4 separate regions of the Homo sapiens genome follow, and all the other regions are linked to region 2. The links are chromatin loops, found by intact Hi-C in ENCODE. Cell type or tissue: heart right ventricle. All regions are shown on one strand. Each heading gives the region's core, and the rest is flanking DNA. Links, peaks and the distances in the headings are about the cores only. Region 1 overlaps SYN2 (synapsin II). Region 2 has its middle 39 kb from the start of TMEM40. Region 3 overlaps MKRN2 (makorin ring finger protein 2). Region 4 overlaps RAF1 (Raf-1 proto-oncogene, serine/threonine kinase).

Region 1 (5,550 bases), core at 572-4,571, 580 kb before region 2:
CATTTTTTTACCTTTCATTCTATCTTTTTGGTTTTTGCCTGTTACAGCTCACAGGACTGTCTTCAGGAAACAATTTTCTGTCATTCCAGGTTCCTTTACCAGATTGTAGTTGAGCATTCCAGTTCATGATCCTCTGATAAGATTATTTCCCCTGAATGTGTTTTCTTACACTTAGGCACATTAAAACTCCTCTGCCACTTTTCTGCCCACGTCCACATCTTCTTTCAGTTTACCCCTAATCATCTTGGCATTTTAATCCCTGGAAGAGCTGAATGCCATCTGTAACCTTGGCAATTTCCCCATGCACTCTCTTCCACATCATTTATATGAATGTTAACTAAGACACCATGCAGCTTGCTCTCTATCTAAGAAGTGCCTTACTTGCAGAGCATTTGATATAACAATTTAATCAGTGAATTAATATCAAGGACCAGCCACAGAATGTTGCCTTTATCTGGGAAAGTATTCATGTCTTCCTGTTCTTTGTTTCTTATTCTGAACCAAACCAATGATCCATAACAGAAATTTCTCCAGGTACTGAAAGTTTTATGGTCCATAAATTAGATAACAAATCCAAATTTGAGTTGAGAACCCCTTCAATGTAAAGCCTGACTGTTTGAGGTCTTATTTATGTCTCTGTTCCAGAACATCTACAGTGGGAGTTCTATAAAGTGTTATGTCATTTCATTAAATCTGATTTTTTAAATGTCGTTGTCATTTCCCAGCTAGCTACTAAGCTCCTAGACCTAATCAATCAAGTGATTAATTGAATTGTCAGGTGAATGCTGTGCAATAGGTATTGGCCTGCCAAGTGCCAGTAAAATAGAAAATTCTGAAGTCTAATTACTACACTGGCTTCTGAAATGATCTTAAGCACTGATTCATTCCCTTCAGTCTTCTCCACATTCCAGAGAAAGCAGCCTCTCAGATCTTAGGCATATCTGACTGTATGATCTCTCTGCTTAAAATCTTTCAGTATTTTCTGAGACAGTTGGGAAAACTTGAATACAGACTCAGTAAAGATGTTAATAAAATTAATTTTGTTTGGTGAGACAATGGCATGGCACTTATATTTTAAAAGTCATTATCCTAGAATATTGGCAAATTAATACAGATGAAGTAGATTAGAGATTACCTGGGACTGAGGGGAGAGGGGAATGGGCACTTATTGCTTATTGGCTACAGAGTTTTTGTTTGGGATGATGAAAAGTTTTGAAAAATAGATAGTGGTGGTGGTTGCACGACATTGTGAATACCATTGAAGTGTATACGTAAAAGTGGTTAAAATGGAAAATGTTGTTATGTCTGTTTTGCCACTGTAAATCATAAAAATAACAGTCATTAACAGAATGCTTAAAAATTGACAGGATAAATGACATGATGTTTGGGACTTACTTTAAAATACTCAAACCGTAGTCTCAACAACAAAAACAGTGAGGGTAATAGATGAAAAAGATTGGTAAAATGTTGATGATTATTGTGGATATTTCTGCAGTGAAAAGTTGTAAAAAATCATTTGGAGATTAGCCCTCAAGTTCCAGAGACTCCACCTGACATTTAAAGCCCTTTGCTCTGCCACTTCCCTGCCTTGGGAACCTCTGGTCTTCACTGTTCAGCCAGCAGTGTGCTGGGCCCCTGTAGTGCCCAGAGCCTCACCCAAGCTTCTGTGCGTTTGCCCTTACATTTCAATTCTGCATCTTCCTTCCTATGTGGCTAATTCCTACTCATTCTTTAAGACTCAGTTCAGTCTCTTTGGAGCATTCATGGACTTCTCCAGGCAGGGAGAATGGCTCCCTCCTTTGGGTTCCCATAATGCTGTGCTTGTATGTCTACTGCAGTTGATACCCTGAATTATAATCTTTTATTTTTGTTTCTGTCTCTCCACTGACTTATGAGGTAGAGGAAACTTGCTTTCCACTGTACATCCTCCTGGACTATATGAAACTTTTATTATTGTTTTAGTTGTGTGCTTAAATTTTTTTTTAAAGGAAAAGATTAAAAGGTAGAAATGTGAGTGCTAGATGTAAATCTGAAGAGTTGAGTGGGAACTTAGCAGTGACCCCCATGTAGATATTGGCGTCCTTTTGTAGACTCTGCTTTCTGTACTTTGTTATCACTAATGGTTGCCAATTTTTATAGTTCCAGCACCTACCACTGGATGCTCAGTAAATTTTTGCTGAATTTAGTGACAAACCACGGCGTTTCTTTCTACAAGTTGCAAAAGCCAGCTATCCAGCTTCTTTGAGGGAGGGAAGTGGATGCATACTTGTTAGAAGAGACAGTTAATGTTTGGGTATGGTTTTTCAGAGCAGCAAATAAGCAGCTGGAGGGATACCCCTGTGCCAGTAGAGTCTGTGGCTATTCAGCCAGTGCAGTGAGTGGTGAGCTGTGACTGCAATCAGCTGCAGTACTCATCTTGCCAGTGGGTGGCGGCCGGCGCTCACAAACTTGCACCAGGACAGGAAGGCATGATTTTTACCCTAACAGTGTAGGTGGGGAAATAGGAATCTCCTACTATTTCTAGTTTATTTTCTAACTTCTTGAAGCCTTCAGATGTTTGGTTGAAAGAACAAGGCCTGAGTCAGAGTCAGTAAGAGCTAGAAACTAGCACCTTGTTAAAGGTAAATGTCTAGACCAGTGCTAGATATTTACTAGGTGCTGGACTGTTTACAGAGCTCTGGGAAGTCTTTTCCTCCCTAAATGCCTTCTGGAGTATGTGAATCCATCTTCAGTGCTGTCATCTTCTAGCCTGAGATTTGATCCTTATGCAAATTCCAGTCATCCTGGGAGGATTTATACTCTAGGCTCTTTCAGGTCCATTAGCTCCAATATAGACAGAGATTGAAAACAGATTTTCATGTGGAGGAGGAGAGGAAGGAAAGAACTTGACCCTCAGGATTGACACATGTGAGAAGAAGATGGCAGGGCCTGCAGAAATAGGCTCTGTCCTGAGGGTGCTGTCTTCTGGTTTTCTCCAGTGGTCCAGCCCAAACCACCACTCCTAACATCCCAGTCAATAAGCAAGTCCTGATTGTGAGGCCACTAAGTCACAGCTCTGTGAAGGATTTGGAAATTTATGGATATAATGATTATATTTGTACAGGCCTAGAGCATATAATCAAACAATAAGACATAATCAGTATTTAAAATCAAAAATTTTCTGAAAAATCCAAGACTCACATATGGATCATCCCTGCTCTGAAGCATTGTTACATAATCTAGTGGTCTGAGGCGTAGGTGGGGGAGCAGTGTCTGATTATTAGACAACCGACTTTGAAAGGTGGTATCAGATGATGATGCTGTGAGCCAAATATCATGAGCAGACAATAAATGTGATGAAAGTTCAGAAAAGGAAGAAGCCATGTTGGCTGTAGTCATATTAAAATAGCATAAATGTTTGCTGCTTTTTGCTAACAGTGCTTCATATTTGCATAAATTTCAGCATTTCCAAAACTTTCATGTCATCTGATTTCATTAAATCTTCACAACCACCTGTGAGCCAAACATTATTAAATGAGGTAAAATACATAAAACACTTAGAATAGTGCCTAGTACATCACAGGTGTTCACTATTAAGATCACCATTAGCCCTATTTTATAAATGACACAACTAAGACTCAGAGACGCATTATTTGCCCAAAGTCACACAGCTGAAAAGTGGTAGAAGTAGGCCTGAACCTAGCTTCCCTGGCTTCTATTTCTAGAACTCTTTCTCCATTATCCAATGCATAAAAGAGGGCGTATTTAAGCTAGGCTTGCCTGGGTTGGGCCAAGTTTTGTGGGGGCGTTAGGAGAGAAGTCTCTGAAATCATATTCCTCAGCCTCACAAGCCCTAGTTGTTAGGTGGATGGGAATTGATGAAGGTATTCACTTCCTTGAGTAACAAGAGTTAAATCTAGAAGCTTCTGCTCATTTTAGCAATAAGGGGAGATGGTTCATTACCTGGTCCATCAAGGAAGCTGCAAGCCATTAAACTTACATAGATCCTCAGCTGCTAGGCTTGTTAAGAAAAATGTTACAATAGGGGGAAATTGACAACACAGGCACTACAGATATTTTTAGTCTGTGTTTCAAGGATGTACATGTTGGGTTCTGTTTAGGATTGAGCACAAGGGGATGAATTTAGATTTATGTGACAAGACTGCCAATCAGAAAGTTCATATTGGTGGGGCATGGTGACTCACTCCTATCATCCCAGCACTTTCAGAGTCCAAGGCAGGAGGATTGCTTGAGCCCAGGGGTTCAAGAACAGCCTGGACAACATAGTGAAACCTTGTCTGTACAAAAAAAATTTAAAAATTAGCCTGGCGTGGTGGCATGTGCCTGTAGTTCCAGTTACTCTGGAGGCTGAGGCAGGAGGATCACTGGAGCTCAGGCAGTCGAGGCTACAGTGAGCTATGATTGCACCACTGCACTCTAGCCCGCGCAACAGAGCAAGATCCTGTCTCAAAAAAAAAAAAAAAAAAGTCCGTACTGGGCATCTTATCTGTTCCTATCTTATGCAAGGGACTGTGTGGGAAAACTAAGGGAAGTAGAGTAGTTTTCCCAGACTTTCAAATGCTGGTAAGAGTGGTATCATCTTTTTCTTGGGTGGGGGACAGTTTGGGAATATTAGTAAAAACCGTAACTGTGTCTGTTCCTTGTACCAGCACTTCTGTCATAAATTATTCATCCTGTGGATATATTTTTAAATGTAAGCCATTGTAGCACTGTTTGTAATACCAAAAGCAAGAAACTAGAAATCTAATGTGCTCACCAATATATAATGCCAATGCCAATACATGTTTACCAATAAAATACTGTATGTCCTTCAAATGGAATTTCATGCAACTATTAAAAAGGAAGAGGCCCATCAATATGTGCTGAAAGCATATCACTAAGATATATTTTTAAGTGCAAAAAACAAAAGTTTAAAAAAATTTATGTAGCATGCCATATGTATGTGTTTGAAGCATATATGTATGCAGGTATAGCCACACATTTTTTCCCCTCCACTGGAAGTATATGCTTATAATTGATAATGGGAAGTATATGTGATAAGAGAGGAATGGGAAAAAAGAACATTTTACTTTTTGTTTTATCCTTTTATATAATTTTAAAGATAGATTGATTGATTGGTTTAACCACATGATATACTATTTTTAAAAAATTTAAGCCTCCCTAAGGTCATACAACCAGGAAAGGGTACAGCTAGAATTCACACCCCAGATTGTGATTCCAGAGCCCATCCTCTGGATTCTAGCACACTGCCCTGTACTAGTGTTCTCTTAGTATCAGGAAAGACTTCTATCATTTGCTAGCAAGTTACACAATTTTTCATGAAAATACCTAGAATCAAAATGTCCAAGAGCCTGGAGCTGCAAGAATGTGCTCATTCTCCAGAAGAGGGCTCTGTGCCCCATCTGCCGGCCATCTTGGCTCCTTTTCTATAAGGTTGTGGCTCAGCCAAGACAGGTCAGTGACCCTGGGCCAGGAAACACACACTAAGATTTCCAACAGGACAAATTACCTTAAGGAAAAGGCATTAGGATAGCTAGAGAGGTGGGGGTG
Region 2 (5,550 bases), core at 525-4,524:
TGTATATATATATATTTTTTTTTTTGTTTTTAGAAGACAAGTCTCATTCTGTCACCCAGGCCGAAGTTGCAGTGGCAGGATCACAGTTCACTGCAGCCTTGAACTCCTGGGTGCAAGTAATCCTCCCATCTCAGCCTCTGGAGTAGCTGCGACTACTGGCATGCATCACCACACCCAGCTAATTTTTTTTTTATATTTTTTGTAGAGACAGGGTTTGGCCATGTTACCAAGGCTGGTCTTGAACTCCTGACCTTAAGTGATCCACCCACTTCAGCCTCCCAAAGTATTGGGATTATAGGCGTGAGCCACCATGCCCAGCCACACCCAGGTAATTTTCAAAATTTTTGCAGTCATCATTTTTTTAAAAAGGAGACATTCAGGTTACTTAATAGAGTTGTGCCCTTGATCACCCATTTCCCTTAGTTGTTTCCAATTTTTCACCAACATAAATAATGCTGCCACCAATATTTGCACATACACCTTTTCCTAAATTTCAAATTATGTCCTTAGGATAGATTCCCAGAACCTGGGTTGCTGGATCAAAGGGTAGGAACATTTTTATGGCTTCTGCTGGGTGTTGCCAGACTGCTCTCCCGATGAGTGGCTACTGGTTTATGCTGCCGTTAGCGTCGTACAAGACTGCCAGTTTCCACTAGGCCTTCCTAGTGTGAGGTATTATGATTGAAAATAGTTTTGCTATTTTAATGAGAAAATAAACTACCTCTCCATTGTTTTAACTTTCTTTGGTTATGAGAGACAATTTTTTTTTTTTTTTGAGACAGAGTCTCGCTGTGTCGCCCAGGCTGAAGTGCAGTGGCACGATCTCAGCTCACTGCAACCTACACCTCCCGGGTTCCCTCAGCCCCCCAAGTAGCTGGGACTACAGGTGCCAGCCACCACGCCCGGCTAATTTTTGTATTTTTAGTAGAGATGGGGTTTCACTATGTTGGCCAGGCTGGTCTTTTTTTTTTTTTTTTTTTTTTTTTTTTTTTTGAGACGGAGTCTTGCTCTGTGGCCCAGGCTGGAGTGCAATGGCACGATCTCTGCTCACTGCAAGCTCCGCCTCCCGGGTTCACGCCATTCTCCTGCCTCAGCCTCCCGAGTAGCTGGGACTACAGGCGTGCGCCACCTTGCCCGGCTAATTTTTTGTATTTTTAGTAGAGACGGGGTTTCACCGTATTCGCCAGGATGGTCTTGATCTCCTGACCTCGTGATCCACCCGCCTCGGCCTCCCAAAATGCTGGGATTACAGGCATGAGCCACCGCGCCCGGCCCCAGGCTGGTCTTGAACTCCTGATCTCATGATCTGCCTGCCTCAGCCTCCCAAAGTCCTGGATTACAGGCATGAGAGACAATTAACAGCTTCCCCCACCCCTTAAAAATAAGCTAGTTAAGGCCGGGCGCGGTGGCTCACGCCTGTAATCCCAGCACTTTGGGAGGCCGAGGCGGGTGGATCACGAGGTCAGGAGATCGAGACCATCCTGGGTAACACGGTGAAACCCTGTCTCTACTAAAAATGCAAAAAATTAGCCGGACGCGGTGGCGGGCACCTGTAGTCCCAGCTACTCGGGAGGCTGAGGCAGGAGAATGGCGTGAACCCGGGAGGTGGAGCTTGCAGTGAGCCGAGATAGCGCCACTGCACTCCAGCCTGAGCGACAGAGCGAGACTCCGCCTCAAAAAAAAAAAAAAAAAAAAGCTAGTTAATACTTCTTCTTTAGTAAATTGGATTGGGAGGAAAGCTCTGGCATGCTCACAGTTTAACCTCTCTAAGCCTCAGTTTCTTCATCTCCAAAATGGAGTGGTACCAAAGTGATTGTAAAGTCAAGTGAGATAAAGTCTGGGGTAACTTCTTTTAACAGTGTAGGTATTCATTACCATAATCCCACTCAGCCTCAAATTTACCTAATATTTACCTGTGTATCATAAAACCTTCTGCTTTGTCAATAATCTTTTTTTTTTCCCCTTTTGAAACGGGGTCTCACTTTGTCACCCATGCTGGAGTTCAGCGGCATGATCTTGGCTCACTTCAACCTCCACCTCCCGGGTTCAAGTGATTCTCCTGCCTCAGCCTTCTGAGAGTAGCTGGGATTATAGGCGCGCACCACCACGCCCAGCTAATTTTTGTATTTTTAGTAGAGACGGGGTTTTGCCATGTTGGCCCGGCTGGTCTTGAATTCCTGACCTCAGGTGATCTGCCCTCGGCCTCCCAAAATACTGGGATTACAGATGTGAGCCACCATGACCGGCCAGCAATCTTGAAAACTTCCACCGCATCCCAAATCTTGAAAAACCTCTCTCTCTTTGTGTGCGTATGAGACAGAGAGAGAGGAGTGAGAGACAGAGGAGAGAGAGAGGAGAGAGAGGAGTGAGAGACAGAGGAGAAGGAGAGAGGAGAGAGGAGAGAGAGAGAGACAGAGAGAGACAGAGACAGAGAGAGAGACAGACAGAGAGAGAGAGAGACCTGAGGTCTTAGAAGACCTGAGGTCTTAGAAGGCTGGAGGCAAGGTCCCTCCTTTCCATTCTTTAATTTCCTCCGTTTTTCGAGGGAAACACTACGACTTGTTTGGAGTCTTACGGATAAGAGCCCTCTGTTACTAATGATATTAATAATGGCATCTGTTAATGAGGACGTCGTTATTATCTAACATTGGCAGGAGAAGAAAGCTCCGCGGCACAAGGGAGCAACCTCTCGTGTTCTGCAGACCCGATTTCGCATTTGGGAGAAGAGCTCTACTCCCCACAAAAGTCAGTGACACTCCAGACCCTGCAGAGACGCCTCCAGGGTGCGAAGTGGACTCTGGCCGACCTGTCAGGGGCAGCAGCCAGAATCCATCAGTTAACCACTCTGAAGGAAGTTTCTGCTTCAACGTTTTCCCCGTTGCTAGGAAACACTGCTTTGCCGCTGCTCATTGGTTAGCGCCCCCTCTTGTGTCTATGCCCTGTAATAGCACCCACAGTTGAGCAAACAGTAAAGACTAACACATGATTTAAATCGTCTTTATTGTGAAATATAACATACAGAAAAGTATCTAGGATATACATACAGCTTGGAAAATAGATATTGTGTATCTATTGTGTAACCACCACCTACAAAAACAAAGCATTGCCAGCGCATTAGACACTGGCCCTGCTTCTCTCCCTCCTTCTCCCCAGCAGGTGTTTATCTTTTCACTTTCCTTACAGTTTTATTACCTGTATGTATGTATCCTTTTTTAATATTTTATTTTCTTTGTTTTCTGGCTGCTCCTCCAATTTGCCCTGCTTGTTTCTGCCTCAGGGGCTTCGTACTTGCTATTCCTTCTGCCTGAAACACTTTTCCTCCAGACAGCCGCATAGCTAGTCCTTCACTTCCTTTGCCCAACGTCATCTTTTCAGTGAGCACTTCCCCAGCACTCCCTGTCCCCTGCTTTTTTTTTTTTTTTTTTTTTTTTGACACTGAGTTTCACTCTTGTCACCCAGGCTGGAGTGCTCACTGCAACTTCCACCTCCTGGGTTCAAGCGATTCTCCTGCCTCAGCCTTTCAAGTAGCTGGAATTACAGCCACCCACCACCATGCCCACCTAATTATTGTAGTTTTAGTAGAGACAGGGTTTCACCGTGTTGGCCAGGCTGGTCTCAAACTCCTGACCTCAGGTGATCCACCTTCCTCGGCCTCTCAAAGTGCTGGGATTACAGGCGTGAGCCACTGTGCCCAGCCCCCTCTTCTTACATAGCACTTAGCACCCTCTGACACATTTTTCTTACCTCCATCTTCCTCCACTAGAGTTGAAGCTACAACAGAGTTTCTCAGCTTCAGCACTATTGCCGTCTGAGGCTGGAGAATTCATTGTTATGGAGGCCTAGCCCGTGCACTGCAGGGCATTTGGGAGTATCCCTGGCCTTTACAAACCAGATGCCAGTTGCGCCCTCCTCACCATGGTTGTGACAACTAAAAGTGTCTCCAGGCATTGCCAAATGTTCCCTGGTTGGTGGTGCGGCAGGATGGTGGCCAGGGCAAAAATCACCTCACTGAGAATTGCTAAGACTTTGGGCTGGCTTTGTTTACCCCTTGTCTAAAACACAGTCAGGTAGCCAGTAAGTGTTTACTCATCTCAGTCTCAGCAGAGCCTGGCACACAGAGTGAAGTCTCAATAGAAGTTTGATGAATGAGGCCGGGTGCCATGGTTCATGCCTATAATCCTAGCACTTTGGGAGGCCGAGGTGGGCGGATTGCCTGAGCTCAGGAGTTTGAGACCAGCCTGGGCTACATGGTGAAACACCATCTCTACTAAAATACAAAAAATTAGCCAGGCATGGTGGTGCGTGCCTGTAGTCCAAGCTACTCAAGAGACTGAGGTAGGAGAACCGCTTGAACCCGGGAGGCGGAGGTTTCAGTGAGCCGAGACCATGCCACTGCACTCCAGCCTGGGTGACAGAGCGAGACTCTGTCTCAAAAAAAAAGTTTGATGAATGACTAAATGACTGACTGAATGAATAAGTGACTGATTGAATGAGTGACTAAATGACTCACTGAATGAGTGATACAGTGACCTCAAGGGTTGACAGCTGCCTTTGAATCTTACCAAATTATTTCCTTTAGTTTTTACTCCAACCAAAGAGTGTTGGTGTGGGAAATTCATCAAGAATATAGGCTTGAGGTCAATTGAAAGGAACCTTGCCTATAATCCCAGCACTTTGGGAGGCCGAGGCAGGCGGATCAACTGAGGTCAGGAGTTCGAGACCAGCCTGACCAACATGGTGAAACCCCATCTCTACTTAAAATACAAAAATTAGCTGGGCGTGGTGGTGTGTGCCTGTAATCCTAGCTACTCGGGAGGCTGAGACAGGAGACTTGCTTGAACCCAGGAGGCGAAGGTTGCAGTGAGCCAAGATCACACCACTGCACTTCAGCCTGGACAACAGAACAAGGCTCAGTTTCAAAAAAAAAAGAAAAGAAAAGAAAAAGAAAGAAAGGGATCTTGTCAAGGTTCCCCTGGGACACCTTTCTTAGCCAAATAACTTGAAAAAGTTTTCTACACTCCATGTCTACATGTTTCTACTCCCTCACCAACTAGGCTCGCTCACTTGACTCCACCCTGAACTCTGCCCTTAGCACTCCCCTGAAACTGCTCTGGATCAAGTCACCAGTGGCTTCCTTGTTATGAAACCCATCAGCACTGCAAAGATGGAGTAACAGAGACTGGGTTTGCCTCCCACTGGAAACAACTAAAAATCGGACAACACATGTGAAACAACCATTTTTAGACATTGGACATCAGACAGTGGAAGGCTGTGACCCCCAGAGAGGGGAAGCAAACGATGTGAGTTCCACAGTTGCCCTGGTCTACAGGCTGCAGTGCAGAGAAGGTGCTACAGACTGAAGTGTGTCCCCCACATTCATACCCTGAAGCCCTGACTCCCAATGTAGCTGTATTCGGAGATGGGGCCTATGAGGAGATAAAGGTTAAATGAGGTTATAAAAGTGGGCCCTAAGCTAGGTGCGGTGGCTCACGCCTGTAATCCCAGCACTTTGGGAAGCCAAGGGGGGTGGATCACAAGGTCAGGAGATCG
Region 3 (5,550 bases), core at 924-4,923, 160 kb before region 2:
AACTTGCTTAAGCTCACATAGCAAGCAGTCTGACTTCAGTGTCTTCACCACCACACTGTACTTCATTTCATTCCCGCCTCTAATCAGTACATTTATTGCAAGCCTGCCACAGTGCCTACCATTTGCTTCCTTCCCCCTCAGTGGATCTGCTGTCACAAGGAGTATAGCCGTAAAATTTTAGCCTGTGAAAATATGTAGGAAAATGTAAAAAAAAAAAAAAAAAAAGACACTGAGGATGCAAATTACCTGTATACTTGGAAGTGATTTGCAAAAGCGTTTTGCTAAACAGGCAACATTCAAGGGCCTGTAAGAAACCAGATTGATTGTTTTGCTTAGCACTGCTGCTGCTGGAGCTGCTGGTGGTTCTGTGGCCAGCAGTGAACCTGATATGCTCTGCAGTGTATAATAGCCATACTGTCTGAAACAGTCTTTTGGGTTTACCCAGGGTAACACCCCTTTGGAGTGTCCCCCAGAAAGAACCTACCTGCTCTGAGTCTCCAGCTATGCACTTCACCCACCTAGTCGTCTCTCCCCTCCTCCAGTTCATGTCTCAGTCGTCTCTCTTGGAAGATATGAGGGGCGGTTTGTCCATCAGAAAGGTTGAGCAGTTGGAAATTCATTACAAAGCGCAACATGAAAGAGGCTTGGAGTAAGATCAGTATAACATAGATGGAGAGGAGTGACTATAAGCACATGACAGAGATGCCCCAAAGGACAAGCAGGATGTGCTCTAGGTGGCTTTGTGCTTGTCACTGGGGAGTGGAAATGGTGACATATGCTACAAAAATAGGACTGGGCTGACTTCACCTCTTACATAACTCTCATTTCATACTTTCCTTTCTTGAAGGCAGTGATGGTGGTCTAGAAATTATTTTTGAATCTGTTTAAATCTCAGCTCAGTCACTTACAGAAGTGAAGTGGCTTTTATGAAGTCACCAGCTTATAAATGGCAAAATTAACTAGAAGCTCTGGTTGGCAGTTAAATATTTGTATTTTAGTGGAAGAGATAATTAGTGCAGTTTGGAAGGCAAGTTTTCTGGATAGGACGTATGGAAGGCGGAGGTAGAATTATAAAAGGCATCCTTGCAGGAGACCACTACCTAAAAAAGTCTTTCTTCTTGTCTGCCTTGTTAACAAATAGTATCTGGTAGAGGGCCTGTGGTAGTCTTCCACCCTGGTTCTTTCAGGAAATTTTCTGTTCTAATTGCTTCAAAAGAAACAATACAGTATTGGCTGGTGCAGTGGCTCATTCCTATAATCCCAGCACTTGGGGAGGCTGAGGTAGGAAGATCACTTGAGCCCTGGAGTTTGAGACCAGCCTGGGCAACATAGCAAGATCCTGTCTCTACCCGAGAAAAGGAAAGAAACTATACAGTATTTATTCGATATCACTTTTGTTTAACTGCTTATGTTGCCACTTTGAACCTGTCCTCTTTCAGTATTTATGAGTTTACTAATCCTGATACCTCTTTGTCATTCAGACTTGGCTCTTGGCACTGACTTTTTTTTTTAAATTATTATACCTTCAAAGATTACCATGTCTGAGGACAATTGAAATATTGCAGTCTTGAGTAGCATTTCTCAAAAATAATTCTCAAACTGCTTAGATGTATACTCTACTTTTGTGTTTGGGATCTCCAAGACCACCCCAAATCCAGAGACTGTCTAGAACTAGGACAAGTGGGTCCCAGTATACAGCTGTATTCAAGGCTGAGATTATTACCATATCTAGTAAGGGGTCACAGCCAGATCATGATGGCAGAAGACATGGGGGGTCTGGAGGAGCCTGGGTGCAGGCTTCCTACATCTGTCCCTCCCTGAGAGGGCCACACAGCAATGAAAATGCAGCAACATGTGTCCAGGGAAGCCCATTAGGGATTCAGTGCCCAAGCTGGTCACATAGGCACCCTCTGCCTAGCATGAACCAAAATTCCAGACTCCCAGAAGGCAAGCAGGTTTTCAGCATGAACTACATTGTACATCAGTTTAGACACAGCGAGACACTCTCCATCATTTAGGGAAAATTTTGTATCTGTGTAGAGAACTGTTACTAGCCAAGTTCCCAGATGCCAGGCAAGGGGCAGCCTTGGAAGCAGACCTTCCTAAGGATAGCAGTCTCACATCTGCTGTGTAACTCTCTTCTGTGCATTTATAAAATCGGTATTGTAAATAACAGGAACTCTAAGTTTCTAACAAAAAGTTTCCCAGCTTCTGTTTGTGCTTTTTCTTTTTAAAAAATAAAACTTTAACAGCCTTATGGCAAATTACTGCACAATGTCTGATCTAGTGCAGTGGTCCCCAACCAGTCTATGGCCTTTTAGGAACCAGGCCACACAGCAGGAGGTGAGTAGTGGGCAAGTGAGCAAAGCTTTATCTGTGTTTATAGCCACTCCCCATCACTCACATTACCACCTGAGCTCCACCTCCTGTCAGATCAGCAGCAGCATTAGATTCTAATAGAAGCACTAACCCTATTGTCAGCTGTGCATGTGAGGGATCTACGTTGTGTGCTTCTTATGAGAATCTAATGCCTGATGAACTGTCACTGTCTCCCATGACCCCCAGATGGGACCATCTAGTTGCAGAAAAACAAGCTCAGTGTTCCACTGATTCTACACTATGGTGAGTTGTATACTTATTTCATTATATATTATAATAATAAAGTGCACAATAAATGTAATGTGCTTGAATCATCCTGAAACCATCCCCCATCCCCCCATTCCGTGGAAAAATTGTCTTCCATAAAACTGGTCCCTGGCTCCAAAAAGATTGGGGACTGCTGATCTAATGGTAGGCCACAAGAGGGTGTTTCCTGGGGAAAGCCTAGCTGACTACCTAGCAAAGGCTGTAGGATGGCACCATTGTATAGTCACTTAAGTCATGAGGTCCAGTTCTCATTTTGTAGGCTCAGAAATTTGATTCTGTTGGTGTACATAGAGGTGGCTCATACTAGCCAAACGCATGAGAGACTGACTTATATACTAGAATATCCTTTTATAATTTCCCTGGGAAAAAAATAAACTGTCAGGTAGGTCTGGTCAGCACTTCCTCTGCTTTTGGGGAGAGAAACAGGTGGAGAAGTCAGAGGTTTCTGATTGGGGCGGATGTGCAGCATGTTCACTAGTACCCTTTCTCTGGAGACACCAGCAGTCTGGGCCTCTCGGGCCTCCCTGGCATTCCTTGCATACCATTCCCTCCTGTTGTCTAGTTCTTTTTTTTTTTTTTTTTTTTTTCCTGAGACGGAGTCTCACTCTGTCGCCAGGCTGGAGTGCAGTGGCACGATCTCGGCTCACTGCAGCCTCCGCCTCCTGAGTTCAAGCGATTCTCATGCCTCAGCTTCCCGAGTAGCTGGGATTACAGGCACCTGCCACCATGCCCGGCTACTTTTTGTATTTTTAGTAGAGACGGGGTTTCACCATGTTGGCCAGGCTGGTCTTGAACTCCTGACCTCATGATCCGCCTGCCTCGGCCTCCCAAAGTGCTGGGATTACGGGTGTGAGCCACCACACCCGGCCAGAATCACCTTTCTTTTTAAGCTTGATTGTATGGATAGACCACATCTTGTTTATGCATTCGTCCATTAGCGCACGCTTGAGTTGCTTCCACCTTTTGGCTATTGTGAATAATGCTGGTATGAACACGGGTGTGCAAATGTTTGTTTGAGTCCCTACTTTGAAGTCTTCTATTTTTTTTGAAACAGATTCACTCTGTTGCCCAGGCTGGAGTGCAGTGGCGTGATCTTGGCTCACTGCAACCTCTCCCTCCCAGGTTCAAGTGATTCTCCTGCCTCGGCCCCCAAAGTAGCTGGGATTACAGGCGCCCACCACCACGCCCGGCTAATTTTTGTATTTTTAGTAGAGATGGGGTTTCACCATGTTGATCCGGCTGGTCTCAAATTCCTGACCTCAGGTGATCCACCCACCTCGGCCTCCCACAGTTCTGGGATTACAGGCGTGAGCCACTGGGCCTGGCCTGAATTATTTTGTGTCTATACCCAGAAGTGGAATTGCCGGATCATATGGTAAATATATTTTTAATTTTTTAAGGAACTTCCGTACTGTTTTTCTATAGAAGCTGCACCATTAGCTGTTTTATAATCTACTCTTCTCAGTTAATTGTGTTTAACTTTCCATATTAATAAATTTTCATTTTATACCTAGTCCATACTCACATTTATTTCAAAATATCTTTCAAAATATCTGGTTTCAAAAATGTCTTTTGTATCTGGTTTGTTGAAACCAGATTCTAGTCCAGAGGTAAGTATTGCATCTGGTTATGTCCCTTGTGTTCTGTCTGCTAACCTAGCATTGTCCCTTCCCTTTTTTCTCTTTTTTAACAGCTTTTTCTGAGGTATAACTTATATACCATAAAATTTACCTGTTTGAAGTGTACAGTGCAAAACTTTTTAATGAATTTACAAAGTTGTACAACCATCACCACAGTTAAATTTTAGGACATTTCTATCACCCCCAAAAGATCCCTTGTGCCCATTAACAGTCACCCTCACTTCTCTCCTCCCAACCCTAGGCAACCACTTAATCTACTTTTTGTCTCTGTAGATTTGCCTTTTCTGACATTGCATATAAATGGAATCATGCAACATGTGGTCTTTTGTGTCCAGCTTCTTTCACTCTGCGTAATGTTTTCAAGGTTCACCCATGTTGTAGTGTGTGCCAGTACTTCTTTCCTTTTTATGGCTGGATAAGAGCCCATTGTATGGATAAATCACATTTTCTCTGTCTGTTCATCAGTTGATGGACATTTGGATTGTTTCCACTTTTTGGCTGTTATGCATAGTGCTGCTTTGGACATTCATGTACAAGTATTTGTGTGGACATAGATTTTCATTTTCTTGGGTACATACCTAGGCGTAGAATTGTTGGGTCATATGGTAGATTTATGTTTACATTTTTTAAGAAACTGTCAAACTGTCTTCCAAACTCAGCCTCCTTTAGTTACATGGCACTTATAAAGACAGTAGGCCTAGGTCCCACGTACAGCCTCTTTTGTATTTATTTGGTTGTTTTCTCGAGATGTCTTTCATAGGTTGTCCCCAGTCTCCTGTATTTTCTATGAACTGGATGTTAGATCTGGAGTTTTGTGGATTCAAATTAATTGTTTCTGGCTAGAATACGTCATAGGTTGTTTTATACTTCATTTTGGGTCATATCAGCAGGTACATATTTAAGTTTTTTCCAAGTCGATTTTGGGTCCAGCATCATTTGTTGAAAAGATTCTTTCCCCAACTTACCTTTTTTTTTTTTTTTTTTTTTTTTTTTGGGAGACAGGGTCTCACTCTGTCACCCAGGCTAGAGTGCAGCAGCATGATCTTGGCTTATTGCAACCACTGCCTCCTGGGCTCAATCGATCCTCCTACCTCATCTTCCCAAGTAGCTGGGAGCACAGGTGCACGCTACCGTGCCTGGCTAATTTTTTGTATATTTTTTGGTAGAGACGAGGTTTCACCATGTTGCCCAGTCTCATCTCAAACTCCTGAGCTCAAGCAATCCACTCACCTTGGCCTCCCAAAGTGCTGGGATTACAGGCATG
Region 4 (5,550 bases), core at 846-4,845, 120 kb before region 2:
AAAAGTAATTCTAATAATACTGAATCCTGGCACTGTGTATACTTTTATCTCTGTTAATCCTCACAGCTGCCCTCTGACGTAAATAATTTATCTTCACAGACAACAAGCTGAGAAGTTTAGTCACTTGCCCAAGGTCATACAGCCAAAAAACAAAGAACGCTGCAGCCAGGATCAAAACCCCAGTCTGACTCCAATTGCTATTCTACCTATAACACTGACAACTGATTGTCAAGCACTGTAAAACCAGCCTCTTGATATAACTTTAGACACATCCAGGGATCCATTCCACTTTAGAGTGCTATAAATTTAAAAGCCACTTTTTTTTTTTTTTTTTTTTTTGAGACAGAGTCTCGCTCAGTCACCCAGGCTGGAGTGCAGTGGTGTGATCTGGGCTCACTGCAAGCTCCACCTCCCAGGTTCACGCCATTCTCCTGCCTCAGCCTCCCGAGTAGCTGGGACTACAGGCACCCGCCACCACGTCTGGCTAATTTTTTGTGTGTGTTTTTAGTAGAGACGGGGTTTCACCATGTTAGCCAGGATGGTCTCGATCTCCTGACCTTGTGAGGCCTCCCACCTCGGCCTCCCAAAGTGCTGGGATTACAGGTATGAGCCACCGTGCCTGGCCAAAAGCCACTTTCAAAAGTGTTTCTGGAGCCTCTCTGTTGGAGCCTTCCTCCTTCCTTTTTTTTTTTTTGAGATGGAGACTCGCTCTGTTACCTAGGCTGGAATGCAGTGGCACAATCTTGGCTCACTGCAACCTCCGCAAGCGATTCTCCTGCCTCAGCCTCCCGAGTAGCTGGGATTACAGGCATGCTCCACCATGCCCAACTAATTTTTGTATTTTTGGGTGGAGATGGGGTTTCACCATGTTGCCCAGGCTGGTCTCAAACTCCTGACCTCAAATGATCTGCCTGCCTCGGCCTCCTGGAGTGCTGGGATTACAAGCGTAAGCCACCCCACCCAGCCCTCCCCATTTCATTTTTGGGAAGAAAATTGGTAGAGAGATGGTCCTCACGATAGGCCCAAACTGTCTCCCTGTGATCTCTGGTTTTATCATCTAAAGTTTCAACGAGTCCCCATGTTTTAACAGCAGCCTCCAAAGTGGCTCTCATCCAGTTAACCTGCACATGTGTTTGCCATGGGCTGCCGGTGAAGGTGCTGTTGACTGGATGGGAGAGATCCACACTATGTTTGGAGCTACCTTCTATCTAGAAAAATGGATCCATATGGGACACCATATGGGAAACGTGTATAACCAGCCCTGAGTAGGAGGACAACAATCATTTGCATAAGTGTCCATTCTGGTACAGTTGGAGCCAAGACAGGAGTGCTGGAACAGAAGGGGAGTTCCCCAAGATGGGGGAGTAAATCCTTTTTTTTTTTTTTTTTTTCTTTTTTAGAGATGGGGCCTCACTATGTTGCCCAGGCTGGCCTCAAACTCCTGGGCTCAAGCAATCTTCCAACCTCAGCCTTCCAAGCAGCTGGGACTACAGGTGCCTAAGTAAATCTCTTTTCAAAGAGAATACAGAAAGGTTTTCTGAAGGAAATGGGCTATAAACCAAGGGAAGGATTTTAGTAAATAGGACAGAGAATGTTTCAGACTGGGCACATCAGAAATAAAGGTGAGGTGAGGGGGATGAGAGAAACCTGAGCTGTGTTTAGTAAACTCTAGGGTAGGATTTGGACACCTGTAGGAGAGAAAGAGGGAGACCAGAGAGGAATCTGCTGCAATAGCTCAGGAAAGGTACAAGAAGAATGGTTGACTGTGGGGACTCAGAAAGAAGGGATGAAGGTAAGAAATCCTGTGAAGGTAAACTGACCCAATGAGGCAGTCAACTGAGTGGAAGTGCTGGGAAAATGGCCAACGCTATGACCCAGGCTCCAGGACCCAGAAAAGGGCAGAGCCTTTAACGGGAGGGGACAGGACAGGGCTAGGGGTTCAGGCATGTGGCTTGGGAGATGCTGGATGATCGCTCAGGGGGAACTGCTTCTAAGGACCTTCCTATTTCATGGACCTCGTTTTGTAGTCCATTCCCTTTCTTATAGCTCTCCTCTGGGCATGCTCTAGTTGTCACTGAACCCACCCTTTGGTGTCACCTGTTCTGGCCCTAATCAGTAATATAACCTCAGAATTCAGAGCCAAGCCCACGCAGTGACTTACTCTGACCTTGCAGTCGGCTGAACTTCCTTGGCAGTTTCCACACACGTTATCATTAAGCCACATCTTCCCCCTCCAGTTCTACTTTTTGGAACAATGAATATGACTTATCTCTGTTAAAAGGTGATCTTTTCTTTTTTCCATCATCCTAGCCAGTTGAACTCTTCTCGCTTTTCTAAATCCTCACTACTATGCAAATACATATCACACCTCTGATTAAGTCACTGATGGGAAGACTGAACAGGGTCAACCAAAGACAGTGCCCATGGTACTTGCAGGGATCCATCTGCCAGCCAGCTCTCGTTAACACAGTTATGGTAACAGATTATTTGCAATTTCTTATGAAATCCAGAAGGAATGTTCTATACTGCAGCATTCCCCTCATTTACATATAAATAACCCAAGGACTGCCATGAAAGGGATTCATTCAGTCTGCTAGGATCAATGAGCAAACATTATAGGAAAACGGATTTCAACTCTAATAAAGAACTATTCCATGCCCTCCCCTCGCCCCACTCTGGCTCTTGCTCTGTCACCGAGGCTGGAGTGCAGCAGCACCATCACGGCTCACTGCAGCCTCAAACTCCTGGGCTCAAGGGATCCTCCCACCTCAGCCTCCCAAGTAACTGGGACTACAATACAGGTGTGCATCACCACGCCCACCTAATTTTTAAAATTTTTTGTAGAGACAAGGGTCTCATGTTGCCCAGGCTGGTCTCAAATTCCTGACTTCAAGTGATTCTCCCACCTCAGCCTCCTAAAGTGTTGGGGTTATAGATGTGGGCCACTGCACCCAATCAAACTATTTTCTACTAGTAGGAACTACCTGGAGTTAGAATGGGCTCTCAGACAGATAATGAGCTCTCTCATCACACTCATTTTCAAACAAAGGCTTGCCAAACCTCCTAAAGGTCTCGTACAACCCCAGATCCCATTTAACCCAAATGATAGTCTTTACAGGACCCTAAAACACCCTACCACTGGACCTCACTCCTATTAGTATACCTCTCACTCACTCTAAATGAAGCCATAAGATCTCCTTGAGTTCTCGGAGCAGGCCAGGTGAGTGGTCCACTTTGCACTTGATGTTACTGCTTCCCTAGATATCTGCACCACCCACCCTCGCCCTCCATGCAAATGCCACTTTCTTGGCAGATTCCTCCCTGACCAACCTATTAAAAACATTGAACTGGGACTGCCACTCCATATCTCCTTTCCTCCATTTTTCTCCTTAGCAATTACAGCATACTATATATTCTACTTTTCCTGTTTACTGTCTCCACTAGAATATAAACTCCTTAAGTTTCTTTTTTTTTTTTTGGACACAGGGTCTTGTTCTGTTGCCCAGGCTGGAGTGCAGTGGTGTTATCACGGCTCACTGCAGCCTCTATCTCCCAGGCTCAAGTGATCCTCCTGCCTCAGTTTCTCGAGTAGCGGGGACAACAGACACACAGCACCATGGTCAGCTAATTGTGTTTTAAGTAGAGACAGGGTCTCACTATGTTGTCCAGGCTGGTCTCGATCTCCTGGGCTAAAGTGATCCTCCCAACTCAGCCTCCCAAAGTGCTAGGGATTACAGGTGTGAACCACCACACCTGGCCTATAGAAAGAATTTTTCTTTCTTTTTTTTTTTTTTTTTTGAGATAGAGTCTCGTTCTGTCGCCCAGGCTGGAGTGCTGTGGTATGATCTTGGCTCACTGCAACCTCGCCTCCTGGGTTCAAGCAATTCTCCTGCCTTAGCCTCCTAAGTAGCTGGGATTACAGGCGCATGCCATCACACCCGGCTAATTTTTTTATTTTTAGTGGAGACAGGGTTTCACCATGTCGGTCAGGCTGGTCTTGAACTCCTGACCTCAAATGATCTCCCTGCCTTGGCCTCCCAAAGTGCTGGGATTACAGGCATGAGCCACCGCACCCAGCCTTGATGCCAAATTTAATGCCCAAAAGGAGGTTGTGAGCTTTGGGCCTGACAGATGCTGCTTTAAATAAATATGTTGAGTTTTAAATCATGCACCTGAGGCTTCTGAGTTGCTTTGAGACCCTTTCTGCTTTACTTCCATAAGTGGGTGGGCTGAGTTAAAAAAATCTTCAATCAAAATCATGAAAACAGTTGTAATTTTTAAGATACTGAACAGATATACTGTATACAGGAACCAGAATATGGCGGAAAAAAGTATTGCACAAAACAATCTAGAAGTTATGTTTCCTGGACCACTCATTTTTCTTCTTCATTCATAGACCAGAGCTTGCTTTCTGAAAGCATGGCATAAAAGTCCACTGCTCCTCACTCCTCTGACTTTTGAGACTTTCTGACTTAAAAAACCTAGAATCTTTTTTTTTTTTTGAGACGGAGTCTCGCTCTGTCACCCAGGCTGAAGTGGAGTGGCACGATCTCGGCTCACTGTAAGCTCTGCCTCCCGGGTTCACGCCATTCTCCTGCCTCAGCCTCCAAAGTAGCTGGGACTACAGGCGCCCACCCCCACGCCCGGCTAATTTGTTGTATTTTTAGTAGAGACGGGGTTTCACCGTGTTAGCCAGGATGGTCTCAATCTACTGACCTCGTGATCCACCCACCTCGGCCTCCCAAAGTGCTGGGATTACAGGCGTGAGCCACCGCACCTGGCCTAAAAAACCTAGAATCTTAAAAACAAGTTATCTCCATTCTAATAGCAGTCTTTATGGAAGTAACACTGTAACAAATAATCTTTATCACAGTTTGAAAGCTCACTCTATTGAGAGAAGACAAAGCTCAGAAGCAGTACCACGTACCAATGCCTTGAAAAATTATGAATCCCCAAATGAAAGTGCGCAACCAGAGGAAAATTAAACTTGGGTACAACTTAAAACTTCATCCGCTGGCTTTTAGCTGGGGCTTTTAAAATGTGATATAAAAATGTTCTAATGCTAACAGAAGCAATAAATGCAATATCCATTGCTCTGCCTCCTACAACTACTAGCAGCCTTGTTATCTCAGACACAAGTGCTCTATCCCACAAAGTGCTTGTGTTCTTTCCTAAGGAATCCTGGAGATATTTATGCCATCTAAAATATTCTGCAACTGGCTGAGCACAGTGGCTCACACCTGCAATCCCAGTACTTTGGGAGGCCGAGGCAGGCGGATCGCTTGAGCTCATGATTTCGAGACCAGTCTAGGAAACATGGCGAAACCCCATCTCTACAAAAAATACAAAAATTAGCCGGGTGTGGTGGCATGTGCCTGTAGTCCTAGCTACTTGGGAGGCTGAGGCAGGAGGATGGCTAGCTTGAGCCCAGGAGGCAGAGACTGCAGTAAGCCAAGATTGTGCCACTACTCCAGCCTGGGCAACAGAGCCAGATCTTGTCTCTAAATACATATAAATAAATATTCTACAACAGTATCATTTCTCTGGGAC

What was found. Hi-C counts contacts between places; a loop is a spot of excess contacts. Peaks named below come from ENCODE experiments on the same cell type or tissue, not always from the same donor. Only the 100,000 strongest peaks of a DNase experiment are listed, where the experiment ranks them.
Region 1: a loop joins it to region 2, with 18 times the contacts of the local background. A loop is called at or near these places in 30 of 110 quality-filtered maps.
Region 3: a loop joins it to region 2, with 2.3 times the contacts of the local background. A loop is called at or near these places in 19 of 110 quality-filtered maps.
Region 4: a loop joins it to region 2, with 1.9 times the contacts of the local background. A loop is called at or near these places in 17 of 110 quality-filtered maps.

What each region holds. Positions count from the first base shown.
Region 1 is chr3:12,132,800-12,138,349 of GRCh38, forward strand. The region is part of intron 1 of SYN2 (synapsin II); the gene reads left to right. Among named protein-coding and RNA genes, the nearest start is that of TIMP4, 23 kb to the right of the region's middle. RefSeq lists a silencer at 2,290-2,584 and an enhancer at 5,300-5,409. In heart right ventricle, for the core only: CTCF peaks have their summits at 2,415 (motif pointing right) and 2,621; a DNase peak (open chromatin) is centred at 2,422.
Region 2 is chr3:12,717,315-12,722,864 of GRCh38, forward strand. No RefSeq gene overlaps it. Among named protein-coding and RNA genes, the nearest start is that of TMEM40, 39 kb to the right of the region's middle. RefSeq lists an enhancer at 2,712-2,761. In heart right ventricle, for the core only: a CTCF peak has its summit at 2,938; a DNase peak (open chromatin) is centred at 2,877; H3K4me3 peaks cover 497 bases; H3K27ac peaks cover 301 bases.
Region 3 is chr3:12,560,273-12,565,822 of GRCh38, forward strand. The region is part of intron 1 of MKRN2 (makorin ring finger protein 2); the gene reads left to right. It also overlaps a transcript of MKRN2OS not described here. Among named protein-coding and RNA genes, the nearest start is that of MKRN2, 6.0 kb to the left of the region's middle. RefSeq lists enhancers at 500-679, 860-949. In heart right ventricle, for the core only: a CTCF peak has its summit at 2,788 (motif pointing right); no DNase peak of the experiment used is centred there; H3K27ac peaks cover 3,251 bases.
Region 4 is chr3:12,592,415-12,597,964 of GRCh38, forward strand. All of the region lies in intron 10 of RAF1 (Raf-1 proto-oncogene, serine/threonine kinase), which reads right to left. Among named protein-coding and RNA genes, the nearest start is that of MKRN2, 38 kb to the left of the region's middle. In heart right ventricle, for the core only: no CTCF peak of the experiment used is centred there; no DNase peak of the experiment used is centred there; H3K27ac peaks cover 1,086 bases.